Regions from separate parts of the Mus musculus genome. Here region 2 is linked to region 1. Evidence: chromatin contacts called from ENCODE Hi-C or POLR2A ChIA-PET data. All regions are on one chromosome and are shown on one strand. Each heading gives the region's core, a stretch centred on a gene start or an enhancer-like site at or near the end of the contact. The rest is flanking DNA. Distances are from core to core; before and after follow the strand shown. Region 1 holds the start of Mettl7a1 (methyltransferase like 7A1). Region 2 holds the start of Dazap2 (DAZ associated protein 2).

Region 1 (3,421 bases), core at 127-2,626:
TTTGGATTAGGGATCAGTGACAGAGTATTTCCCTGGCTTGTGTAAACCCCTCAGTATCACCTATTCTACCTCCAAATACAAGAATTAAAACAGAACCCAGCTCAGCCAGTGCCTACCACTCCTGTTTCAGGATATGAGTTTTTCCCCTCTGCATGCTGCCGACACCTGATATGAATATCAGATGGCTATGCTAGCCTCAGGTCCATCTCCTCTGGAAACCAGCAGTGACTTTCTTGATCTGACTCGCTGAAGATTCTGAATAGTTTCCTAAATCTTCTAGTTATGTCTGTTCCCACTGTCATTCACACATCAAAAGCACTCAAGTCTTATGTAGAATCATAGAATCACGTTGACAGTTCTTAACTCGATTACCACCTGTAAGACCATATGTGAAATATGGAAGCAAACAATTTAAAAAGTAATTTATCTTCTTTGTGAATTTATGACTCAAAAAACAATTCCCGAAATCAGTGCAGCTGGGCATTGTGACAGAGATCTGCCATCTCAGCGCTGCTTGAGAAGTCGCAGAGGGATCAAGAGAATTCAAGGCCGGCTGGGGCTAAGGAGCAAGACCCAGAAAAAAACCCCAACCAAAAAGACTGGAGATTGAAGCTATTTTATAAAGCCCATCAGAAGCCAAACGGGGACTATCCTGAGCACCTCTACTTTAAATGGGCGGAGTTACATAATAACCAAGCATAAGATTGGCAGTTGCGTTTTAAACTGTCAAACAGCTCAAAACAGTGACACAGCAAAGATCCTTCAGATGAATAATTAACTTATGAAAGGCTCAGTTCAGAATGGGAACTGAGAAACTGTTGGGTGAGTCTTGGCAGGGTTTCCTTTCACTTCCTTTACACAAAAACAGGTTTTGGGGCGGTGTGTGGTGGGAAGAGGAGAAGGGAAGAATAAGCCTGCGATGAAAAGGGGTCTCGGCTGCCATCTTCCCTGGTGCGCTGACCTGCTCCTCTTCCTAAAAAAGGCTTGGGTGGGTGATGCGAAAGTACACACTGTGCACTAGCCAACCGCGGCCGGAAACTAGCTGCAGCCTCCAGACCCAAACAAAGCCAGGCAGGACCAGGGTCAGGGTTCAGGCTGCAACCTTCCAAAGGGATGGGGGGTGGGGGGGGAAGGTGGCAGTCTTGGATCACTGAGCCGGCCAACTGCTAGCCGGCCGGTGGGGTTAGGGTGGGGGTGGGATGGACGGTGTGGGAGTCAGGCCGCAATCGGAGCCCTACCCGGCTCTGCTATTTTGGTTCCCCCCCCCCCCCCCCCCCCCCCCCCCCCGCTCAGCCGGCGCCTCCTTCCTCTCTGATTGGCTCTGGAGCGAGGCCAGGAGCCTGCGCTCTCCTTCCCCAGGAGACACTTCTGGGGAAGCAGTAGCCCTTTCTCCTCTACTCGCAAAGATGACGCTTGCCGTCCTGGCCCTGCGGCTGGTGGTCTGTACCCTGGCGCTTCCCATGTTTCTGCTGAACCTTCTAGGCTTGTGGAGCTGGGTATGCAAAAAGTGCTTTCCCTACTTCCTGAAGCGATTCTCCGTGATGTACAATGAGCAGATGGCGAGCCAAAAGCGGGAGCTCTTCAGCAATCTGCAGGAGTTCGCCGGCCCCTCGGGGAAGCTGACTCTGCTGGAGGTGGGCTGCGGCACCGGAGCCAACTTCAAGTTCTATCCCCCCGGGTGCAGGGTCACTTGTATCGACCCCAACCCCAACTTCGAGAAGTTCTTGTTCAAGAGCGTCGCAGAGAACCGGCAGCTGCAGTTCGAGCGCTTCGTGGTGGCAGCCGGGGAGGACATGCACCAGGTGACCGATGGCTCTGTGGACGTGGTGGTCTGCACCCTGGTGCTGTGCTCGGTGAAGAACCAGGAGAAGATTCTGCGTGAGGTGTGCCGAGTGCTGAAGCCGGTGAGTGGCAGGAGTGAGGACTGGCTAGCTGCAGCTAGGAGTGAGGGTGCTCCTATCAGTTTCGGGTGGATTCTAAACCAAAACAAACAAACAAACAAACAACAAAGCAAAACAAAACAAAAATACCAAATGACTCCAGAAGAATTTTGCAAAAGAGAGTAAGGGCTGACAAATCAGAATCTAGAAAGTTCTAAACTGCCAAAGGGGGAAGAGCCTGTGGAGAGTTTAGATGTCAAACTTGGTAAAGAAGCTCCCAGAAACAGCTGAGGGGTCACCCACTCATTCAAACAAACAAAAAAAAACCTTCCAAGTCCCGGCAGGCAATGGGAAGCAGAGGCAGGTGGATCTCTGGAAGCTCGAGGGCTCGGTTGCCAGCGATGCACAGAGACCATGTCTCCAAAATAAAACAAGCAAAATTTACAGGTCACTAAGGATACTGGTTCTGTGTTTTGAAATGGGTCAGGGAAAAAGATGAGCAACTGGGCAGGAACCAGAGTATAAACTAAAGCAGACAATCATGAGACAGACTGTAAGGCCGTGTTTGCTTCGGACAGTCTCAGAGACTCACAGTCTATAGTGCTGGGGGCAGGGAGGGGGTATCTGGTAAGGACCCCCTCATACAGGAAGGGGCTTGGAAGCCTCATTGAGAAACATCAAAACATCAAGTGAATGCACTATCTCTATTAGAGATTCATCTATAGCTACACATATGTAAAACACGTCCACCCAAGGGTGCTCTCTTTCTCTCTCTCTCTCTCTTAAGATTTATTTGTTTTATGTATGTGAGTACACTTGTAGCTGTCCTCAGACACATCAGAAGAGGGCATTGGATAGCATTACAGATGGTTGTGAGCCACCATGTGGTTGCTGGGATTTGAACTCAGAACCTCTGAAAGAGGAGTCAGTGCTCTTAACCATGTCTCCAGCACCCCCTCCCCCACCCCCCCAAGGATGATCATTAAAGAAGCATTTGCAGTACTGCAAACTGGAAAGAGACCATGTGTGGATGGGAGCTTATCACCCTCAGGAACTCTGTAACAATTACAAACATCAAGAGCTGGGTGTGGCAAACCACACATAGAAACCCACTGACAGTCTCAGGATCTCAGAGGGTGAGAAGGATGCGAAGGCAAGCCTGGGCTATACACGGAGATCAAGGCCAGCCTGAATTATATAGGAAAATCTTATCAGAAATCAAAACAAACAAAAACTTTAAAAAAATCCACCCAACAGAAAGAAACAACAAACAAACAAAGCATTCAAGACGACTGATCTCTCCAGGCTAGAAAAGAGAAAGGTGCGGAGGAAATAATGTTAACCTGTTCACGACAAAGGTAGGAACAGGGGTTACAGCCAGGGAGCTGAACTCTGTGCAGCCAAGAGCAACAGCCACTTTGAGCCTTTCTAGTAGTCTGAAGAAATTCTTTGTACTTGTGACTATCAGGTTAAATGGGTTTGTTTTGAACAAAGCTGAACTTGAAGTGTGATAATCTTAATGTTTCAGCTTATTGATTTGA
Region 2 (3,158 bases), core at 410-2,909, 310 kb after region 1:
GACAGTGGTCCTTGGAATGGTTACCCCATAGCAGCATCTGACTTTTTAAATTTATGTTGTTGCTACTATTGTTTTTATTTCATATGTCTATGGATACTTTGCTTTAGTCAAGGAAATGTAAATACCACAGTCTTTATGATACTGATTTAATCCAAATCAAATTAATATAAATACTTAATGGGAACTTAAAAAATACCCAAGAGAGTTCCCTAACATCCTTTAGTTAGCGCAGCCTAGTTAGGGGATGCTCTGTGTGCTGACAGGAAACCAAAATGGAAATACTGACCCGGAACCTGGGAGGCCGAACACAAAACTCAAGTCTGTAACCTGTCCTTTAGATCAGTTTTTCTTTTCTTCTCGAATGTTTATTTTTATATGTGTGTCGGCGTGAACCCATGACACTCATGCGCAGGTCCCCAGGCTGAACTAGATCAGCCTCTCAGGCTGCTGTGCTTGCCGACTGGACGAAACTGCATTTACAGGACGCCACGCAAACTGTTAAATAGACACCTGACACACAAGCAAGGCCTTCGGTGTCGGACGAATCAGGAGTCCGTTCACCAAGGACCTCTCCCTCCAAAGCCTGCCCATCTACTTGACCACGCACAACACGAACTTCTGCAGACAGCTGCGGCGGTCGGTTCCTCTGTGCATCTATGAGAGCGCGTTCGGTTGCTCAGCAGATATTCTGGAACGAGGAAACGGGAAAAAATGTGATCACTGTCCTAAGAGACGTCGTCGCTACTCTTCTGGACAACTGAGCGCGGGCTAAACCACTCACAACATCTGTAGGGAGTTTTCAGGTCCCCGTAGGACGTGCCAGGCCAGGGTGCAGGTGCTGGCTGCGTCCCCTCAGCTTGTGCTGGGGCACGGTCTATCTCAGGACAGGGGGCGGGGCGCGGGGACACGGTCCATCTCCGAGCACGAAGCCAGGCGCTGGGCCCTCAACAAGAGGCCTGGAAGGACCAGAACGGCGGACAGGCTAAGGTCTGAGGTCTGGGCTGCGTCTCGCAGGCACTGTGGAGTCGTGACAGCCTGTGTTCACACCTGAATTTGGTGAGCAGAGGCGACTCACAGTGAGGAAGTCGCCCTGAGATGAGCTGACTCCGCTTTCTTTAGGGCGGGGCCGCGCAGAAAGGAGGAGCGCGCGGTGAGGGAGGGGTCGCGCAGGGAGGGCGGGGCCGCGCAGAAAGGAGGAGCCCGCGGTGAAGGCGGAGCGTTCAGGGAGGCGGGGCTAGCGGTGCGGTGAGGGCGGGGCCGCGCGGGAAGGAGTGGCTCGTGATAAGGGCGGGGCGCACGGTGAGAGCAAGGACCGCGGTGAGGGCGGGGCCGCGCAGAGAGAGCAAGGAACGCGGGGAGAGCGAGGAGGGCGGGGCCTCGCAGGGAGGGCGGGGCAATTAGTGAGGGCAAAGCGCGCGGTGAGGGCGAAGCCGCGCAGGGAGGGGCGGGGCCGAGCCCAGAGGAGGCGCGCGCCGTGAGGGCAGAGCGCGCGGGGAGGGCGGGGCTTCCGAGCAGAGCAGGGCCGCGAGCGCCCTCCTTGCCGCGACTGGCCGGCCTGCGAGGGGGCGGGGTTTCCGGCGGCGGCGCACTCGGGCATCTCCTGACGCAGAGTGGACGAACGTCACGTGACACGGAAGTGACTCCGAACAGGAAGAGGACGAGAAAAATAACCGTCCGCGACGCCGAGTGGGAGCGGACTCAGAGCCACCATGAACAGCAAAGGCAAGGCCGGGAAGTGGCGGGGGCCGTCGGGGAAGCGGGCGGGTTCGGGTCGAGCGGGCTGGGGGACGTCGGGCCTGGGGCGGTCTGTGCGGCTCTCTTCAGCGGGCCGCACAGCGCGGCCGCACCTGACGTGGCCGCCCCCCTCCACCCCCACAACGCAGCCGCTCGGCCCTCTGGGCCCCGACCCCATAAACCGTGTGGCGCAGTTTGGAGCCGCGGGCTCCTGTGTGTGGGGTGGGGGGGCTTTTCCGTGACGGACAGCGGCTGGAGCGAATGGCGAGCTAGAGCAGGGATTTGGGGAAGCCAATGGAGGGCGGGCGGAGGCGGGGCGCCGCGCCTCGGAACAACAGGCCTCGGCCGAGCTTAACTGCTGAGGTGCCGGCTCCGCTGCACGGCCCAGGCCCTCGAGGACCCGTTCTCGCCCGCCGGGGACTTCTGGCGCTTCCTCCTCGGGGCCCGGACTCGTAGCCGCCCCTGTGCGTTGCTAATGTTTGTGAGAACATGGTCGCGTTCCCCACCCCTCCACCCGCCGCCCTTCTCACGGTTAACTTCCAGTCACTCACTCTTTGGAGGTCGACCTTGACTAGGAACCCGTGAGGTAAACACTGAGAACCGTGGGTCCCACAGAGTCAGGACTGGTTACAGCACAGCCCGGGGGAGATCACCCAGAGGAGTCCCCTAAGACACCAGCAGTCCGGAGACCCCGGAACGGGTCCTCAGACCTGCCCTCTATTCGAAAGGGAACATGGCCAAGTTAGCCTCCATCAATCAGTATGCTAGTGGGAACGGCGCCTTCTGCCCAGTCAGAAGCCAGCACCTTCGGGCGCGAGGGTGCCGAGACCATCCTTATTTTCCTGGCTCTAAGAAATAAGGCAGCCTTATTTGCAGCTCTTCTGCTTGCTCCCCACCCTGTGCACCCTGGCCCGTCTAGTAGCTCTGCTTACAAACTTGTTTTTATTCAAAGTGTGCCTGCCTCTGCCTGTGTAAGTGTCTGTGAGTGTGAGTGTAGGTGCCCACCAAGGCAGAAGGTAGCGTTGAAAGGAGGTTGTGTCATATGTGGGTGCTGGGAATAGAACTGGGGTCCTCAGGAAGAGCAGCACTTTGTCTCACACACTGAGCATCTTTCCTGTTTGCCACCTCCCCTCCTAATCTGACAGACAACATCTCTCCTCCCCTTTTGTATTCCAGGTCAATATCCAACACAGCCTACCTACCCTGTGCAACCTCCTGGGAATCCAGTATATCCTCAGACCTTACATCTTCCTCAGGCTCCACCCTATACTGATGCTCCACCTGCATATTCAGAGGTACTGCAGTTTCCTAGACTTGTAGCTAGTTGAGAACACTCTTGGATCCCCTTGTTAAGTCTTCAAATCTGACTTCACAAGCAGAAGGATGCTCTGTGAATCATCTAGAACTTAAGGTGAAAATTACCA

The links. A loop is a pair of places that touch in the nucleus more often than their neighbours do. ChIA-PET counts read pairs that join two places held with the same protein, here RNA polymerase II (POLR2A).
Region 2: a map of left cerebral cortex shows a loop between it and region 1 (3-fold over the local background). The contact joins the promoter of Dazap2 here to the promoter of Mettl7a1 in region 1. A Hi-C loop is called at or near these places in 1 of 37 maps with a recorded cell type or tissue (left cerebral cortex). POLR2A ChIA-PET finds 5 or more read pairs at or near these places in 1 of 5 experiments (embryonic stem cell).

Annotation. Positions count from the first base shown.
Region 1 is chr15:100,303,441-100,306,861 of GRCm38, forward strand. Mettl7a1 (methyltransferase like 7A1) reads left to right here and starts at 1,377. Exons shown (of 2, transcript NM_027334.3): 1 at 1,377-1,904. The coding sequence starts at 1,407.
Region 2 is chr15:100,614,003-100,617,160 of GRCm38, forward strand. Dazap2 (DAZ associated protein 2) reads left to right here and starts at 1,660. Exons shown (of 4, transcript NM_011873.2): 1 at 1,660-1,722; 2 at 2,911-3,029. The coding sequence starts at 1,710. It overlaps C330013E15Rik (RIKEN cDNA C330013E15 gene), which reads right to left and starts at 1,108. Exons shown (of 2, transcript NR_045701.1): 1 at 782-1,108; 2 at 138-688.